2 separate regions of the Homo sapiens genome follow, and region 1 is linked to region 2. Evidence: chromatin loops called from intact Hi-C (ENCODE). Cell type or tissue: IMR-90. All regions are shown on one strand. Links, peaks and the distances in the headings refer to the core of each region. The heading gives the core; the rest is flanking DNA. Region 1 overlaps LONP2 (lon peptidase 2, peroxisomal). Region 2 overlaps LONP2 (lon peptidase 2, peroxisomal).

The links. A loop is a pair of places that touch in the nucleus more often than their neighbours do. Peaks named below come from ENCODE experiments on the same cell type or tissue, not always from the same donor. Only the 100,000 strongest peaks of a DNase experiment are listed, where the experiment ranks them.
Region 1: a loop joins it to region 2, with 4 times the contacts of the local background. A loop is called at or near these places in 5 of 110 quality-filtered maps.

What each region holds. Positions count from the first base shown.
Region 1 is chr16:48,315,927-48,326,232 of GRCh38, forward strand. The region is part of intron 11 of LONP2 (lon peptidase 2, peroxisomal); the gene reads left to right. Among named protein-coding and RNA genes, the nearest start is that of SIAH1, 64 kb to the right of the region's middle. RefSeq lists an enhancer at 3,275-3,897. In IMR-90, for the core only: a CTCF peak has its summit at 2,042; DNase peaks (open chromatin) are centred at 1,825, 5,585, 5,915 and 8,375; H3K27ac peaks cover 1,541 bases.
Region 2 is chr16:48,266,198-48,276,503 of GRCh38, forward strand. LONP2 (lon peptidase 2, peroxisomal) reads left to right here. Exons shown (of 15, transcript NM_031490.5): 7 at 3,819-4,077. Among named protein-coding and RNA genes, the nearest start is that of ABCC11, 24 kb to the left of the region's middle. In IMR-90, for the core only: a CTCF peak has its summit at 5,656; no DNase peak of the experiment used is centred there.

The sequences.
Region 1 (10,306 bases), core at 727-8,726, 49 kb after region 2:
TATTAAGCCTATGAAGTTCTTAATTACCATATTGTAATTTTTTTTTTTTTTTTTTTTTACTTTTAGAATGGCCACTGGATATTTTTTTTTTCTTTCTTTAAGACAGAGTCTCACTCTGTCACCCAGGCTAAAGTGCAGTGGCACGATTTTGGCTTACTGCAACCTTTGCCTCCTGGATTCAAGCGATTCTGATGTCTCAGCCTCCTGAGTAGCTGGGATTACAGGCGTGTACCACCATACCCAGCTAATTTTGTATTTTTAGTAGAGACGGGGTTTCACCGTGTTGGCCAGGCTGGTCTCGAACTCCTTACCTTAGGTGATCTGCCCTCCTCTGCCTGCCAAAGTGCAAAGTGCTGGGATTACAGGCATGAGCCACCGCGCCCAGCCCATTGGATTCTTTTTTTTTTTTTTTTTTTTTGAGACGGAGTCTCGCCCTGTTGCTCAGGCTGGCATGCAGTGGCGTGACCTTGGCTAACTGCAACCTTCACCTCCCAGGTTCAAGTGATTCTCTTGCTTCAGCCTCCCGAGTAGCTGGGATTACAGGCGCCCGCCACCACACCCGACCAATTTTTGTATTTTTAGTAGAGACGGGGTTTCACCATGTTGGCCAGGCTGGTCTTGAACTCCTGACCTCAAGTGATCCACCCACCTTGGCCTCCCAAAGTGCTGGGATTACAGGCATGGGCCACCACACCCGGCCAGGATTCTTTGTATATATATGGACTCCAATAGATTCTCCATTGATATTTTCTATCTTTTTATCTATTTAATCCCTCCTTTTCCCTATTTTCTTGGACATGCTAGTCATTATTTTGAAAATCTCTACCTTAACACTCCATTATCTGATTCAGTTATGTTTGGTGTTTGTTTTGTTTGTATTACCTTTTTTTCCCCCTTGATTTCTAGTTTTTTGTTCTGTTTTTTAGCATTTCTTGTATTTTTTTACTGGATGCCAGACATTGGATGAAAAATACAAGGGCTGTAACTATTATCCTCTGAAAAGTGTTACATTTTCTTCTGATTGGTAACTACAGTACCAACCTGTCACTCTGTCCTGTCAAGGCTGAGTTTTAGGCTTTGTCAGGACTCGTCAATTTCAGTTTGGGTCTTATTACTGGGATACAGTCTTTATTTTTATTATGTGGTACTCCCAGGATGTAGTTCTTATTCCTTCGTGGGTGACCCTTACTTCTAGAGCATGATCTTTCTGAGTTCTCACATGAAAATCCAATCAGGTCTTTAGCATCCTGGCTTCTCCTTTCTCCTGGGTTTCTAAAAGACTCACCCTGAATACATTCAACTTAGGAGTTAGTCAACAGCTTGAGGGGGATTTAAGTGCAGATTTTTGAGATCCTTCTTTTTGGTTTCTTCCTTTATTGGGATTTTGCCAATGAAGTCCCAGTTGCTTTGACAACCTCTAATTTTCAGAATTACTTTTGACTAAATGTTTTATGATTCTAAACATACCATCTACTCTGTCAATTCTGAATTATGGTGATACTCAATTCTACCTCAAATCCCAAAGAAAAGAGGGGGAAAAAACAACAAAACTAAGAAGAAACATTGCTTTTGTTTTGTAGCTTTAGGCTTCTACCTATATAATTGACTATTATAAAATCTCATTTGAGTAGGATCTTTAGTAGCCACCTACTTTGACTGTGATTTGATTTATAAATCCCTTCACAACATTCCTCAGTAAACACCATGCTTTGCCTGTTTGACTTGGTTAACAGACATGTCTTTATAAACTTGGCTATCCATTTTCCAGTCTGTAGGAAAAGAGAAGCTGTAAGTTGGAGAAAAGGCTAGTGGTTGGGTGGTGAGTCATAAGCAATAAGATTTGATGTCAGTGATGACAGGCCTGTCCTCTTATGATAGATTCCTTGAGCCCCCTGCTGACCACAAAGCTTTGGCTGGCTAGACCACAAGTCTGTCTCCCTCAATGACAATTTTTGTAGCTCAATATGGATCCTATTTTGTGTGAGTTGCATTTGGAGATTTGTTGTTTATCTGCTGTATTTGCCTTAGGTGGGACAGTGAAATCAACCTAATGTAGTGGAAGGAAGTAGGTATTACATCCTTAATTCCTTGATATACATCCTTTTATTATGTGGTACTCCCGGGATGTGGTTTTTCAGATTTGGAGAAGAATAGTTAAAAAAAAAAAATGCAGAAAGGATCAAAAGCACTTGATTCTCTCGCAGGGACAGCTTCCTGTTTTGGTTGAGGAAGGAGCTGCACTTAAAATAACTAGCATAAAGCATGCTTAGGGCTTGCTTTCCAGACAACCTCAATTTAAAATGCATCAAAAGCCAGGTGTGGTGGCTAACATCTGTAATCCCAGCACTTTGGGAGGCTGAAGAGGGCAGATCACTTGAGGTCAGGAGTTTGAGACCAGCCTGGCCAACATGGTGAAACCCCATCTCTTCTAAAAATACAAAAATTAGCTGGGCGTGGTGGCACACACCTGTAGTCCCAGCTACTTGGGAGGCTGAGATGGGAGGATCATTTGAACCTGGGAGGCGGGGATTGCAGTGAGCCGAGATCACACCACAGCACTCTAGCCTGGGCAACAGAGCAAGACTCTGCCTCAAAAAAAGAAAGAAAATAAAATTCATCAAAATAAAATATTTGAATTTTACAGCACTAGTTCTTTTCATTCATTGACTTTCATTCTCCCACTTTACCACACCTTTAACTATTGGCAAGAATGTGGTGAGTGGGAGAAAGGTATCCTGCCACGTAAGCAAGTATACCTAGAGCCAAGGGGTCAGAGTGTCACAGAGGAGAGCCACATGCTGATGGGCTTGTGTTCGTTCCCACTCACTGACTATGCAAGCGCCTCTTCTCTTAGCCTTTCTCAGGATGCAGTTCTCCAGGAGGAATCAGCCTTCTGTTGGGCTGCTTTCAGAGCTCTTTGTTGTGGCTTCCTGCCATTGACTTTGCAAGCCCTAAGCATGCTTTATGCTAGTTATTTTAAGTGCAGCTCCTTCCTCAACCAAAACAGGAAGCTGGCTCTGCAAGAGAATCAAGTGCTTTTGATCCTTTCAGCTTTTTTTTTTTTTGACTATTCTTCTCCAAATCTGAAACATATCCATTCTCGTCTACGGCCATGAGTGCATTTATGTTAACAGAAAATGCTAAATTTAATGTTTAGAAAGTAACCTCTGTGGCCAGACATGGTGACTAATGCCTGTAATCCTGGCACTTTGGGAGGCCGAGGCAGGCAGATCACTTGAGGCCAGGAGTTCGAGACCAGCCTGGCCAACACAGTGAAACCCTGTCTCTACTAAAAATAGAAAAAATTAGTTGGGCATGGTGGTGGGTGCCTGTAATCTCAGCTACTTGGGAGGGTGAGGCAGGAGAATCACTTGAGCCCAAGAGGTGGAGGTCGCAGTGAGCCAAAAATCAAGCCACTGCACTCTAGCCTGGATGACAGAGCAAGACTCTCTCAAAAAAAATAAAAAGTAACCTCTGTGCTTTGTGTAACTTTTTGCTAAATTCCTGTCTTTGTCTTCTTGGAACAGTCTTCTACTTGTTACAGGATCTTCCTATCTTTTGGATTTTATATTAGTTTTAATATAAAATTAATATAGTTTTATATTATATAGCCCACTGACATGGCTGTTAGCTGACCTCAGTTCCTTGCTGACTTGGCCAGAGCCTTCAGTTTCTTATCTCTGGTAAGAGGTAATGTGTCTCTCCCTAGGGCAAGGCTGTGACAGCTGGCTTCTCCCAGAGGGAATGATGTGTGAGAGAAGCAGGGAGAGTAAGAATCAAGACAAAACTGCAGTCTTTTATACCCATCACTATTGCCATATTCTCTTGGTCACACAGCCCAACCCTGGTATGATATGGGAGGCACTAACTCCATGGGGATGGGATATCTGGGCACCATCTTGAAGGCTAGCTGACACAGATTATTTTTTGTGCGTGTGCCTGTAAGAATTTTTTGGCCAGGCGTGGTGGCTCACGCCTTTAATCCCAGCACTTTGGGAGGGCGAGGTGGGTGGGTCACGAGGTCAGGAGTTCAAGACCAGCCTGGCCAAGATGGTGAAACCCCATCTCTACTGAAATACAAAAATTAGCCAGGCATGGTGGCAGGGGCCTGTAATCTCAACTACTCGGGAGGCTGAGGCAGGAGAATCGCTTGAACTTGGGGGGCGGAGGTTGCAGTGAGCCGAGATCACGCCACTGCACTCTAGCCTGGGCAGCAGAGTAAGACTCTGTCTCAAAAAAAAAAAAAAAAAAAAGAATTTTTCTAAGCCCGCATTGAAGTTTATACTGTAGAATATCCATCAAACTTGAGCTGATTTCTTATCAAAGACCCAGGTTGCACAGATAGGGGTTAGAAGTTTGGATTCGGTTTTGCATTTTCAGTATTTAAAGTCTTGTTTCATCTTGTTCATTCTTACCTTTCCTTTGATTGTATTAGTAGCTCAGGACAAATAAGAATTTATAATTTTCCAAGGAACTAAGGTTGCTGTTGAGGAATATGGGTTTCAGAGACAAGAGTTTAGGCACTGGCTCATTGGTACTAAGCTTCAGGGGTTTGTAGTGTTGTTAGAGCTAATTGGATTTTACAAATAAGCCAAGATTATTAAAAAAAAAAAATAGATCTAGAGAGTAACACTTTCTGTGCTAAATCCATTGCATTTGATGGGATACTAGGCAGTATGCTATGTCCAAACTTCTAAAATCAGGCGGTGGTCTAACGTTGAGGTGAAAATATCATGTTGGTATATACTGCCAATATCATGAAGATATACTAAATATTATTTTCTGAGTCTGACATTTACACTGATTTACTGATTTATCCCTCATCAATATTGGCCTGGTTTAAGAGAGACTTGTTTGCCTGTACAGACCGGGAGGAAGCTTCAATGAAGGCAAAAATCTAACTATAATAGGAGCCAAACATTTGTTATTTGAATTCCAATTGGGGACAGGAAAATAAAATATTATCAAATAATTATAAAGTCATCATTCTGTTAAATGAATCATATAGGAAAATGCATTGACCTTAAAACAGAGTCTGGCTCTGTTACCCGGACTGGAGTGGAGTGGCCTGGTTTCAACTTGCTGCAACCTCCACCTCACGGGCTTAAGCTGTCCTCCCACCTCAGTCCCTAGAGTAGCTGGGACCACAGGTTTTGCCATGTTGCTCAGGCTGTTCTCAAACTCCTGAGCTCAAGAAATCCACCTGTCTCAGCCTCCTGAAGTGCTGGGATTACAGGCGTGAGCCACCGCGCCCGGCCTGCAGTGACCTTTGGTTGTCATTGTTATACATTATCAAAACAAACTCAAGTTACAAGAGTATTAAAGCAATACTTAATGGTTTTAAAAAAAATATTACAAAAGGTCTCTGCATTTTAACTACTCATCTAAATAATTGTCTAGGAATATTTTCTGAATCTCTAATACAGGAAATGAGATTTATTAATACATAAAACCCACTGAAAACAGGGGTGCAAACTTTCTTGTCTGGTACTAAAGATGGATTCCTATGTTTTGGGCCCTTGTTTATACCAGTTTATTCAATCAGTGAGTCAGCTAGCATTTACTGAATAGTCATATGCGTTGCTTAATGATGGGGATAATGTTCTGAGAAGTGCATCCCTGGGAAATTTTGTCATTGTGGAAACATCATAGAGTGTACTTACACAAACCTAGATGGTATAGCTTTCTACACACCTAGGCTATATGGTATAGCCTGTTAATCCTAGGCTATAAACTTCTACAGCATGTGACTATACTGAATACTGTAGGCAATTATAACAGAGTGGTATTTGTATATCTAAACAACAGATGAACAATAAAGAAAAAATAAACAACAAATAAAAGCTGGTACTTCTGTATAAAGGCACTTACCATGAATGGAGTTGCAGGACTGGAAGTAGCTCTGCGTGAGTCAGCAAGTGAGTGGGAGTGAATGTGAAAGCCTAGGACATTACTGTGTATATACTACTATAGACTTATTAACACTGTACACTTAGCCTGTATTTTTTAATTTTTTTCTTTTTTTTTTTTTACTTCTTTTTCTTTTTTTGAGACAGGCTGTGTTGCTCAGGCTGGTCTTGAACTCTTGGGCTCAAGTGATCCTTCTACCTCATCCTCCTAAGTAGCTGGGATTACAGGTGTGTGCCACCACACCCAGCTTTTTAAAACTTTTCAAATCTTTTATAATAACACTCAGCTTAAAACACAAATACACTGTATAGCTATACAAAAAATATTTTTACCCCATTTATGCCTAGTGCTCCATTATTGGAACACTAAGCTTGTGGGAGTTATTTATATCCTACTGCTCAAGGTCATTGCCAAGGTCTGATTTTTCACAAAAAAAAATTCACAACTTCTGGCATAAATGGGTTAATATCCTTACTGTATATAAGCTTTTTTAAAAATTGTTTTACTTTTTAAACTTCTTTGTTAAAAGCAAAGACACAGACACACATTAGCCCAGTCCTGAACTAGGTCAGGATCTTCAGTTTCACTGTCTTCCACTTCCACATCTTGGCCCACTGGAAGGTCTTCAGAGGCAGTAACATGCATGGATAACAGTGCCTTCTACCTTCTGAAGGACCTGCCTGAGGCTGTTTTACAGTTAACTTCTTTTTTACAGAAGGGAGTACACTCTAAAATAATGATGAAAAGCATAGTATAGTCCAGGCACGATAGTGTGTGCCTGTAGTCCCAGCTACTCAGGAGGCTGAGGCAGGAAGATTGCTTGAACCCATGAGTTCAAGACCAGTCTGGGCAACATAGCGAGACTCCACCTCTAAAAATATATATAAGAATAAAAAATTTTTTTTAAATGAAGCATAGTAAGTACATAAACCAATAACATAGTCACTCACTATGACTATGAAGTATTATGTACTGTATGTAATTGTACGTGCTGTGCATTTATACAGCTGGCAGCACAATAGGTTTGTGTACACCAAGCATCACCACAAAGATTTGGGTAATGCATTCCATTGCCCTAACGGGGCTACAACATCACTAGGCAATAGGAATCTTTCAGGTCCGTTGTTGTCTTCTGGGACTTCTGTCATATATGTGGTCTGCCTTTGACCAAAATGTTGTTATGCAGTGCGTGACTATACCCACTATATGTTCAAGTTCTAAATTGGATTCTGGGAAGCTGATTAAAGAGAAAATAATGTGTAGTCTATTGGAAGAGGTAGATAAACAATTTTTAAGTGAAATAATTGCTAATTTTTAACCTCTGTGGAGGCACTGAACTGATCATTGAAAGCTCTATTTTACTTACTAAAGATATGGTAGCTTATAAAAATTACTTATAGTAAATGGACATGAAAAGGTCATTTGCTTACATCTCTAAATTCATTTTGATGGAAAAATAGTGGAAAAATGTTTGCAGATACCCTTTTGTTTGTTTGTTTTTTTCATAATAGATAATTGCCACTAAAATTGAAGAATGGCCAGGTCCGTTGGCTCATGCCTGTAATCCCAGCACTTTGGGAGGCCAAGGCGGGTGGATTACTTAAGCTCAGGAGTTCAAGATTAACCTGGCCAACATGGCAAAACCCCGTCTCTACTAAAAATACAAAAAATTAGCCAGGTGTGGTGGTGCACACGCCTGTTGTCCCAGCTACTTGGGTGACTGAGGCATGAGAATCACATGAGCCTGGGAGGCGGAGGTTGCAGTGAGCTGAGATTGTGCCACTGCACTCCAGCCTGGGCAACAGGTGAGACTCTGTCTCCAAAAAAAAAAAAAAACAACTAAAATTGAAAAATACCTCACAGTCATAACTTCCATCTGTATCTCAGTGGTTATTATGTAGAAATGTTCAGTAGGTAAACTTGAAAGAAAATGTATTTGGTAATCGTAAGGTTGTGTTGCCACCCCCAAAATAATGAAGAAAATACCAACAGAAAGAAAAAGGATTTATTGCTGGCCTGAAGGTTCTTCTGGGCATTTGATCTACAGATTTCTCCATTATAGCTAGTTCCTTTAAAAAAATAAAAAACATTGAAAATATGCAGACCCAAATGCCTTGGCAGCCCTGGTCAGTAACTTGAATCTCAGTTGCACTTAGCACAATTCCTCTGGCTGGGAAGATGTTGTTTTGGAAAAGATTAACCTGAAATGACAGCACGAATTATACAGTTGGAAATACTCAGGTTTTTCTGATTTTTTTCAAAAGATACTTTGCTTTTCCTTTTCTGCCTTACCATGGGAAGGTCCTTAGATGCATCATATCCTTGTCAGTTTAGCCTTGTGACACATATTTCTGCAATTTTGTGCAATAAGAAAGCCACTCGAAATCTCAGCATTTCATGTCACTTTTAAAGTAGGCTCAGTTAAAACAAAACCACTTGATTGTTTGTATAACCACAACCATATGTGTCTTTCTCTCCATGCTTAAACAAGGTCTGAAATCGTGTGTCAAACAGTTGAGATGTAAACATCTCCTCCTCACACATAACCCCTCTGCCATGTTGTTATTTATATCCCCAGTAACACACTTCTTGTCCCTGACACAAGTACAGCCGTCTCCACATTCCATTTTGCTCCTACTCCATCAGCTTGCAAGAAAAATTTTAATCATTCAAAAATAATTGTTACATAATTACTTTTCACTGATTAAAAATATTTGTTTACTTGACAAAATTAGCATTAAAAACAGTAATTCTTTGGCAGATTAATAAGTATTTTGATGATTTGTCATTTTTCACAGATGTTGATAAAATTTAAGAATTACATAGCCGAAATTTGGTCTAATTCAACAAACCACAATTGACTCTTTTGGTAAGGCCCTATGACGAATGGTATGGGAGAGTGGAGTTTATCCAATCTGACTTTCATTTTATTGATACGGAAACTGGGGCCCCATTTGTTCTTTTTTTTAATTGCTACATAATATACATATTTATGGGGTATAGTGTGATGTTTCAGTACATGTATACATTGTGTAAAAATCAAATCAGGCTGTTTAGCATATCTGTCACCTCATATATTTATCATTTCTTTGTGGTAAGTATATTTAAAATTCTCTATTCTAGCTATTTTGAAATATACAATACTGTTAACCATAGTCACTGTGCAATAGAACAGTGGTCCCCAACCTTTTTGGCACCAGGGACCAATTTCATGGGAGACAGTTTTTCCACGGACCTGTGGGGTGGTGGTTTCAGGATAAAACTCTTCCACCTCGGATCATCAGCATTAGATTCTCATAAGGAGCACCCACCCTACATCCCTCACATGCACAGTTCATAATTCACAATAGAGTTTGAGCTCCTATGAGAATCTAATGCCGCTGCTGATCTGACCGGAGGCGGTGCTCAGGCCGTAATGCTTGCCCACCCGCTGCTCACCTCCTCCTGACAGGCCATGGACTGGTACTGACCAGTCCACAGCCTAGGGTTTGGGGACCCCTGCAGTAGAACACCAGAACTTATTCCTCCTATTTATCTGCAATTTTGTACCCATTGACCAATCTCTCCCCATCCCCACTATCTCTCCCCTTGCCAGTCTCTTGTAACCACTGTTCTACTCTCTGTTTCTGTAAGATCAACTTCTTTAGATTCCACATATAAGTGAGATCATGCAGTATTTGTCTTTTGGTGCCTGGCTAATTTCACTTAATATAATGTCCTCCAGGTTCAACCATGTTGCCACATGTGACAGGATTTTATTCTTTTTGTGGCTGAATAATATTCCATTGTTTATATATGTCACATTTTCTTTATCCATTCATCCGTTGATGGATGCTTACGTTGATTCCATATATTAGCTATTGTGAATAGTGCTGCAACAAACATGGAAGTGCAGATACCCCTTTGACATATTCATTTCCTTTGGATAAATGCCCATTTGTGGGATTGCTGGATCATATGATAGTTCAACTTTTAGATTTTGAGAAACCTCCATACTGTTTTCCATAATGGCTGTACTAATTTACATTCCAGCCACCAGTGTGTAAGAGTTCTCCTTTCTCCACATCCACACCAACTACAGGTGGCTTTTCTAGACTGGACTTTAGGTTGGGACAAAAAGTGTCTTTGAGAGTCAGTAGTCCTAATACTGTCTGTGAATGCTGTGGACTTAGGCAGTTTGTTTAAGCTTGTTTAAACTGGGTCTCTCTTTCCTTAGATATAAATGGAGGGTTAGACTGGATCTTTAAGCTTCTGCCCAGCATTTAATGTTCTGTTTATTGTGGTTCTAGCCTGTGCTTCTTGAATTCCTGATTCTTCCTGAATTCTGCTAAGCATCAGAATGCAGTCTATACATTCTCAACAGCTTCCCAAAGACATGATATTAGTATAACAGAAA
Region 2 (10,306 bases), core at 1,534-9,533:
TTTCACCATGTTGGACAGGCTAGTCTCGAACTCTTGACCTCAAGTGATCCACCTGCCTCGGCCTCCCAAAGTGCTGGGATTACAAACGTGAGCCACTGCGTCTGGCCCTTAATTTCTCTTTGGAGAAAGGTTTTTTTTTTTTTTGAGCTTTATTGAAGTGTAATTGACGTACAGTAAACTTCACAAATGTAGTATGTACATTTTGATGAGTTTTGACTTACATATACATCTGTAATACCATCACCATAATTAAGATAATGAGCATAACCCTCACCTCCAAAAGTTTCTTCATGCTCTTTGATAATCCCTTCCTTCTTCCCCGCCCCTTTCCTCCTTGCCTCCTAATCCCCAAGCAACCACTAAAGATTAATCTGTATTTTCTAAAATTTCATATAAATGGAATCATAGAGTATGAGCCCTTTTTTCTGGCTTCTTTAATTCAGCATGATTATTTTGAGGTTCATCCATGTTGCTGTATATAACAGTAATTTGTTTCTTTTTATTGCTGGAGTTGTATTCTGTTGTATGGATATACCATCATTTGTTTATCAATTCATCTGTTGATAGACATTTGGGTTGTTTTCAGTTTTTTGGCTATTAAAAATAAAGCTGTCTGGGCACAGTGGCTCATACCTGTAATCCTAGCACTTTGAGAGACCAAAGTGGACAGATCATTTGAGCCCAGGAGTTTGAGACCAGCATGAGTAACACAGGAAGACCCCAACTCTATTTAAAAAAATAAAATAATAAATGAAATAAAAATATTTAATAAAATATCAAAAAATAAAGCTACTGTGAACTGTGGTAGTAAATTTATTTTTAAATTTATGTAATGTTTGCATGTCGTGACAAAATACTGCCTTTTAGTTGAAAGGAAACATTTCTTGGTACTCTGAGATGCCATGTGTGTCAGCACTAGAGATGTGTAGCAGCCATGTATCCATCATGAAAATAATTCCATTGTTTAGCATTGCACATAGCACAAAGAACTGAAGATGAATAAATTATGGTATAAAAGGAGTCATGTTAAGCTCCTAAACCATTACTACACAGGATTATGTCTAGATAATTGTGAGTGTGGTTATAAAACCATGAAAATGCCATTCATATATATATTTTTGAGATGGAGTCTCGCTCTGTCACCCAGTCTGGAGTGCAGTGGTGTGATCTTGACTCACTGCAGCCTCCGCCTCCTGGGTTCAAGCAATTCTCCTGCCTCAGCCTCTCAAGTAGCTGGGATTACAGGCGCTTGCAACCACACCCAACTCATTTTTGTATTTTTAGTAGAGACAGGGTTTCACTACATTGGCCAGGCTGGTCTCGAACTTCTGGCCTCAAGTGATCTGCCTGCTTTGTCCTCCAAAAGTGCTGGGATTACAGACCTGAGCCACTGTGTCCAGCCTAAATATCTTTGTTTGTTTGTTTGTTCGTTTTTTGAGATGGTGTCTTGCCCTGTCGGCCAGGCTGTAGTGCAGTGGTGTGATCTCAGCTCACTGCAACCCCTGCCTCCTGTGTTCAAGTGACTCTCCTGCCCTAGTCTACTGAGTAGCAGGGATTACAGGCGCCTGCCACCATGCCCAGCTAATTTTTGTGTTTTTAGTAGAGATGGGGTTTCACCATGTTGGCCAGGCTGGTCTCGAACTCCTGACCTCAAGTGATCCTCCCACCTCGGCCTCCCAAAGTGTTGGGATTACAGGTGTGAGCCACCGAGCCTGGCCCCCCATTCATAATTTCTGAAAGAGAAGTTTACCTACCAAGTAGAGATCTCAGATAGTAACCGAAAACAAAAAGGAAAGCAGAGAGGAAAGAGTTGTAGGAAATATGTTTGCAGATTTTCCCAGCTTAGAGGAGTCAGTAGATACCATTTCAATCTTCTAATTATAAATAAGGAAATTTATATTGAAATTTGAAAAATTTTTTACATGTAATCACATGTTATTCAAAACAGGAAGCATGCTTTCTGAATCATTAAAGAGAATAATTAGAAAAATATATCCTGTATAGAAAAGATAGAAAATAATTTATACAGCATGGAAATCACCTTTACTTAAAAGATTGAAAGAACTTTTAAAATTGTCTTTACTTGGCATATTTCTTGCAAGAAATTTCTTCACAGTGTTTTCAGTCTTTTCTAAATTATCTTGACTTTTATTCTTACCTTACTGAATGTGTTAATCATGAATGGATAACGCATTATAACAAGTACCTTTTTAGGTACAAGATGATATTTTGATGGAAACTTACTCTTCTTGAACATGATGACATTGATGACCTAACACTGAACCATGTTTGCATAACTAAAATAAATCCCACTGGGACTTAGTATATTATTCTTTATAGATTTGATTTACTAGCATTTTAATATTTACAGCTATATAAAAAGATTTGTCTGAGGTTTTCTTTTATGTTTACTGTGGTAGGTTTTAGTGTCAGGGCTAGCACTGTGAAACAATTGAGAAACTCTCTATCTTTCACTTCTTCATATATTCATTGGTTGGGTTCTGGAGCCAGGAAAGGGGGAAGAAATTTTAGTTGTTCTTCTCCTACTTCACTCACCTAGGACTCTGACTAAAATCAATAGTACTATAATTAAATTATATAGTTTACTGCTTAGCTAGGTTTTTTGGGGGACTAGCTTGGGAACCAAATTACCATCTCAGGCCATTTTTTTCCTTTATGAAATATCCTTAGCAAATTCTAAATAATTAATTAAAAGATATGTATTAATTAATTAAAAGATTTCTGTGTATTTCTCTCTCCCATCTTCTTCTTTCACTGCCAGCATGATCAGGTGGCTGTGTATTATACCCTGGCAGCCACCCAGCTAGTGAATTCATTTTGGCTTCTGTTACCTGGTGTTTAATCTGAGTATTTTAAATGCTAAATCTTATTAGTAAACCTGTTGAAAGCTTGGCTCTAGAAACAAAGCCTAACTCATACACTTCTGGTGAGACTTTGATACAACTTTCTGTGTGGCAATTAGGCAATTCTTTACATCATCTGTTTTTTTTTTTTTTTTTGACCCAGCACTTCTGTTCATAGAAGATAAGCTGAAAGAAATCATTGCAGATATATGGGAAGATTTAGTTCCAGTGATGCACAGTTGAAGCATCTTTTATAAATGTAAAGATGTGTAAACAACTTGAATGCTCAGCAGTAGGGAATTAGTTAAATGAATATAGATAATTTAGTAATGGAACATTAAGTAACCATAGAATGTTACTGATAAATATATGTGTGACAGTGAAAGTTGTCTGTCATATATTAAGTGAAAAAAACATTTTACAAAACTTAAAGGCCCCATAAAATCCCATTTTGAAAAATAGGTTTGTAAATGCACGCACACAGCCTGGAATTACACATACTGAAGTAAAGGTAGTGGTGATCTCTTGGGGGCATGAGATTATGGGTAACTGTTTTCTTCTTTTCTGTTAGTGTTATCAGGTTTTCTGGAATGAACATATGTTACTACTGAAATAAGGAAAAAAATCACCCTTTTTTTTAAAAAACAAATGCCAGCACACATACAATATGTAGAAATTAAGAAGTAATGCATAACTAGAAAATCATTCCAAATAAAATGATATGAACATTGAGTTTTTAATTGTGTAGTGCCTACTATCTCTGGGGACACTAAGTCTTAAGCAGAGAAACCAAACCAAATGCAGATCTCCTAGAATCCTCATCTAGAAAGATCCAAGTCTGTTCTTATCACATCTATTTTCAAAAAAAATATTTTGCCCTCGTCATGCTTGAAAGGAGTTCTTTAACTTAAAAATTTTATGTGTTCTAATTATTTCTGTTGGGTTATTTGACAGACCGCCTGGACATTAGGGCAGCCCGGATTCTTCTGGATAATGACCATTACGCCATGGAAAAATTGAAGAAAAGAGTACTGGAATACTTGGCTGTCAGACAGCTCAAAAATAACCTGAAGGGCCCAATCCTATGCTTTGTTGGCCCTCCTGGAGTTGGTAAAACAAGTGTGGGAAGATCAGTGGCCAAGACTCTAGGTCGAGAGTTCCACAGGATTGCACTTGGAGGAGTATGTGATCAGTCTGACATTCGAGGACACAGGTAGAACACTTCTCTCAGTTTAATCTCTGATTCCTCTTTCTTTTTAATTGACTAGAGCTCCCTAAAAGCTTAGGCATAGCATACATCTATTTTCCTTAAAGGGCTATGTGTGGTACCTTGAATGAAAAGGACATTTACAAGAAGTATCAGCTAGCCTAGAGCCTCTAAGCGTAATGATAAACCCAAACTAACCTTGATTTGTATGACAGTGGATACTACTCTGTGCCTCAACTTTCCTGGAATCTCATTTGAATGTAATTATAAGTTATTTATGATTGGATATTATTATGTCTTTACACTCTTTTCAACCCAGTAGCATGCCATAAATAATGATCCCTAACTCTCAGAGTTAAAAAAAGTAACTGCAATAGGGAGGGCCAATAGGAGGAGGTGAGAAGTCTTTGATAACAAACTTGTTCTGATTGCAGTCTAAACTTCCTCTTATGAAGGTTGGTTTGTATTATGAATATGAGTAATAAGGATAAATGTTAGCATAATTATTAAGGCTTATTCTTGCATTTTGGACTCACTTTCTATAAAAAAACAATAAACTGTAAGAACTGTCCCTCTAGGCTGGGCACAGTGGCTCATGCCTGTAATCCTAACACTTTGGGAGGCTGAGGTGGGTGGATTGTTTGAGCCTAACAGTTTGAGACCAGCCGGGGCAACATAGGGAAACACTTTTGTCTCTACAAAATTTATATTTAAATTTTTTAATTTTAAATTTTAATTTTTGTCTCCACAAAAATTAAAAAATTATGCAGGCACAGTGGCATGCACCTGTGGTCCCAGCTACTCAGGAGGCTGAGATGGGAGAATCATTTAGGCCTGGGAAGGTCCAGGCTGCAGTAAGCCATGATTGTCCCACTGCACGCCAGCCTGGAGACAGAGACATTATCTCAAACAAACAAACAAACAAACAACAACAAAACTGTTTCTGATTAATCTGACATTATTAGAATCAGATTTGCATGTTGCATTCATTGTTCTCACTGGTCTCTTTGTTGATCTGATGGAAATTGCCTTGGGAAAGCATGAATTTACATTTCGTGGTTTAAGGGATTCATAGCAATTGTAAGTTGTGAGAAAACATACCTATAGTGTATGTGTTAAAGAACATGTTTAAATGTAGGAACCATGAACTGCTTATAAAAGAATATGATGCTTTTTTAATATCTTGTTTTCTATGTGCCTTATTCAAAGGGATCCCTATCCATAGACAGGGATGGGAAACTGTTTCAGAAACTTTTCTATAAGAAATGGTTATTTTTATTCTCTTTTATTTGCTCACTTAAAATTCTTACGCATTTAAAAAGTATCATTACTGGCCTTGTGTAGTAGCTCATGCCTGTAATCCCAGCACTTTGGGAGGCCAAGGCAGGCAGTTGCTTGAGCTCAGGAGTTCAAGAACAGCCTGGGCAACTTGGTGACACCCCATCTCTAAAAAAATAATAATAATAAATTTTAAAAAAGACTCATCACAAGATTTTAGTAAATAAACAATGAGGCGTGCAGATCAGAGTAGAGAATTGATTTGGGTGATTTCTTCTGGCAATTTCAAAAGATATTTTTGTTGCCTAGACTTCTTATTCTTGCATGTACCACTAGAGGCTATAGTTTGCTTTCGTAAAGGAATTGGCATTTCTCTTGGACCAAACTCAAAGAAGCTGCGTCTAGGGCCTAAATCTTCTAATTTTAGCTACAGAGTAAGTATTTGATGGCATTTAGAGAGTGAGTTCGTGGAATTAATGCTATGTGAAATTGACATCATAAGCACGTGACATGTAGGTAATTTGTTCTTATTTCTTTTCACATTGGTATTGATTATTTGATAAGGCTTGGAAAGCACTTATTCAATACCTGACACACAGTGAGCATTCACTAAAAATTAGCTTTAACCATTATTTAAATTCTATTAATAAATTCTCAGGAGGACAAATTTAGATTTACAAGCTTCAGTATGAGTTTTTATAAATTTCAATCTGATTTTTTAATTGCCTTCTAAAATATTTATCCTATTCTCAGCATTATTACTTAATTTATACGGCAGAATTATGGGAAAATGCATTTTTCTGTTGCCTACTAATGGACAGTGTATAGTGTCATGGTTCTCACCACTTACAAACATCACTGGATTAAAATAAATCTCTATTTTAAATCCTTACTGACATATAAAATTTGTTCTTTTTTTCAAGTGAATATGCTTTTGTGTATGTGACTGTATTAAGAAAATTGAGTCTGAAGAAAATAAGAATTGACTTTATGGGTCTTTTGTAAAAGGAGGTTGTGTTACAATCACCATTGCCTAAAATATTTGTAAATATAACCTTTTTAGAAACGTATATATGGAGGCTGTGATTGTTGCCGAGTAAAAAGTATAAGGATTTGTTTTGTGAATCATTCTATTCAGCCTGATTTTAGATACACCTTGCTGGTAAGTGTTACTTAGCCATCAGTGTACCAGATGTTTGATTAACTACTATAGCAACCTGCCCTTGTGCTGTTGGGGACATATTACCCATCTACCCCGTGAATTATTAAAGCCTGGTGAAAAATTTTATTTCAAACCCTGTTTGGAAGCACGTGGAGAGTAGTGGGGTTCAGTTGTTGAGGAAAGGGTGAGGGCAGAGCATGCACTTAGGTCAGTTATGAATTGAAGGTGAATAGGAGGAGGAGAGAAAGAACAACCGACAATTCCAGCACAACCATGGGTGTGCCTGGGGGAACATGTGGTTCCATGTGACAGTTGAGGCATTTGGGAGACAACCCAGGTCTTGACGTTTGAGTACCGGTCACATGCTCACAGTTAGAGTTCATGAAAAGTTTTGTTTTTCCTCAGCCTTTGAGTAGGCACCACTGTTCCGCAGCCTTAGAATAGCCAAGGAAAAAGAAAGCCAGGGAAAAAGAAAGCTGCTTTGTTATTGTCCTTGCTTATCCTCTCGATTTTGCCACTCACTCTCCCTGTTTTCCCATGTGTGGAACACTTTCCTTTTGCTAAAAGTACCTGCGTATGAGAAGAAGGATGCCGATAAGTTGGGGATTGATTTTAAAAACAAGCAAAGATATGTTTTTTATGGTTAAATGATAATGAGGTGGGAGATGGGGAAGCAAAAGAGAGGCTTGCCTTAATATTTAATCTTAAACTTGGAAAATAATAGTGATCTGACTAAACATTGCCTCATTTTTGTCTGTATTGTTTTGAGTAGCTTAAAGGAAGAATAATGTTTATGCTACGTATTAACTCATTCAGTTTTTCAGTCTTTTCGATATTTCTCATTTGGATTTATCTCCATTGTGATTTTTCTGTCCACTTTGTAAGCCACAAAATACTCATTCCCTTCTATCAGTTTTAACAACTTAAATTTTTATATTTAAGTATTACATTTAAATAATTTAAGTCAATTCACACAAATATAAGGTAACTAACTTCTTTTAAGATGAAGTTTTATGAAATAATGTTTGCATAATTGTTTTTCATTTGTTCTTTGGTAAAAAGAAATAATATATTATTGTTATGATATATCTTAAATCACTGTGGATATTAACTCCTAGAAATACTTTACCAGCTGTTTACTTAGATAATAAAATTATATTATTGCAAGAAATCCTTGTCTCAACTTTCAAACAAGATGAGAAGAAAAATGAACTTGTGATTTCCACATTGATACATTTTCATATGCAACCTGAAATGGTAAAGTTATAAATAAACTATTTCATTATTAGTTTCTACAAGGGAAAAATAACTGAAGCAGCAAGCTTCTAATGTATTTTTTTAGCATAGTGTACCAGATATATTATGGTTTGCCCACTATCCTTTCAACTTACATTTGCATGTAGCTCTTCTTTGCCTCTCCAAAACTTAGGTTTATTTTAAGGCCTCAACCCAAGGCTTCCTCCATTAATGTAAGTGCAGTCAGTTATGATTTCACTCTTCTCTAAACTGACCACCTATTGTGCTCCTTTATCGAATACGGGCCTCTGGCATTTCTACCATACAACTGTGGAGATGAAACATAAATACGTTTATAAAAAGTACAAGCTTTCTCAGGCAGGGGATTTATCGTCTATCTCCTTTATGTACCCCATGATGCTTATTTAACATGGTGCTAAATGTGGTGAGCGCTCTCTGGGTGTTTTGTGAATTCATGTAAGATTAAAACATAATATTTTGGAAGTTATGCAACCCTTTAGACGAGTACACCCATACAAATTAGTCTATAAAAAGATTTAGGAATGACTACCAGAAGAATAATTGCATTTGTTTAGACATGCTATTATACATTAAAATCCCAGTTTCTTAAAGACTGTTTTTCTTTTTGAGATCATTAGGATCTTTTTTAAACTGATTCCTTTTTCCAGTTTGAGATACACACACACACCCACACACCCACCCACACCCACACCCACACATCCACACACCCTTGGTAGAAAATGTGAAAAATAAGGGGAAAAAATCCTCATGTTTTTCTACCGTACAAAGATAATCACTGTTAACATTTGTTTTGTTCTGCCAGACTTATCATTGGATTTTAAGTAACAGAATTGTAATCCTGTCATTTTCACTTAACATTGTAACACTTAAACTCTTTTCTATTCCAAATTCTTTGTAAATTTTATTTTAACAGTTTGCATTATAGCCTGCGGGAGCCGAGCCCTTTAATTGAATAGGTAGGAAGAGTGGATGGTGAAATGCCTATATTTTTCTCTCTTGTCTGCTATAAAAGACATTTGCAAAAGTTGCTTCCATGAGGCAGAAATTGAAATGGGACTCAAATTCAGGTGTACTGAATTCTGCTCTTGTGCTTTTTCCAGGAAACCAGAAGTAAACTTTAAGTAGCTGTTGCTAATAATGATGAGCATCACTGGAAAGCTCACTGTGTGCCAGGGACCGTGCTGTGTGCTTTGCCTGTGTTCTCTCATGATCCTTATATTAATATAACCCACCAGGTTGACACTATTTTCCCCATCTTATAGGTGAGGAAACTGAGGCTTAGGTCAAGTAATTTGCCCAAAATAGTATTCAGAGGCTTGTACTGTGTTACCTTTAGAGTGCTGATGGAAAGATGCTTTGAGTGCTGGCACGGTGGATCTGGTGGGGAACAATCTTACAGCTCTATATCTAGCCTCTACTCTGTGGTAAGACCCCGTCTCTGTCATAAAAGTGCTCACTGGCTCTATAGAGGAGGTTATTATACCCATGAATAAAAACTAGGTTGTAAGTAACCATCAGATGAGTTATGGGGCCAGTAAGTGCTGTAGACATTGCATTATTAGAGCGATCCCTTTGTGAGAGGTAGTCAGAAAAAGTTTCTTAGAATTGTTGGGATTTACGTAGCAGGAAGAGGAGTATTAAGGGCAGGAAGGCACCATATTTTTAAGAAAGGTAAAAATTTTTAAGGGGCGTAATAGTATCTTGATTGTGGTTGAAGCAAGAAAGTAATGGCAGCAAGTTGGGAAGATGAATGGGAGCTGGATTGTGAAAAGCCTCGAACTCCAGACAAAGGAATTTGAACCTTATTCTGTAGGCTCTGGGAAGCAATGGAAAGTGTAAGAGGAATTGCTTATATACAGTGTGAGTAGAATCTAGGATTCCAATTTTTTTAGAAAGGGTGCCTACCTAGAATATTATTTTCTCTCTGTGACTTCAGGTGTAGAATTGTCAGTACTTGTTTTTGAAGTTTACTCATCAAAAAAGGAAAGGCAAATAAATAACTGCAGCAAAAAATGACCCATTAGAGCCTTTGAGATTCTTTAAAAAAATTCCCTTCCCTACCACTCTTAAAAATCAGAGTAATGGCAAATCTGTAAGTTCTCTAGAAAAATAATTGGAAAGAATTTATAAATTCTGAGTCTCGTCTTTCCTGTATCTGATTCTGAAATCTTGAATGTGCTAATTCCTTATATTAACAGGACAATGTTTATTGCCTTTGCTTCCCTGTGCCTTAGTCACCTTTCCCGGATGAAAGGCATTCCCATGATATTTTTAAGGCTTGCTTGCCTTTTCAAAGTTCACTCTGTTTATTCTGTCCTACTTTATACCAGTCATGTGGCAGAAATCAGGCCTGCTCTGTGAATCGGCTTTGTGCAGATCATGAGGTAACTGTGGCTGTTCCACTTGTCATTGATCATTTTCTTCTCGGCAGTCAGGCTTTTATGCCTTTTCAGAGACAGCATTTGCTTTGCACAACATAGACAGCAGGGTTATAATTAAAATTAGTAAATTGCTGCT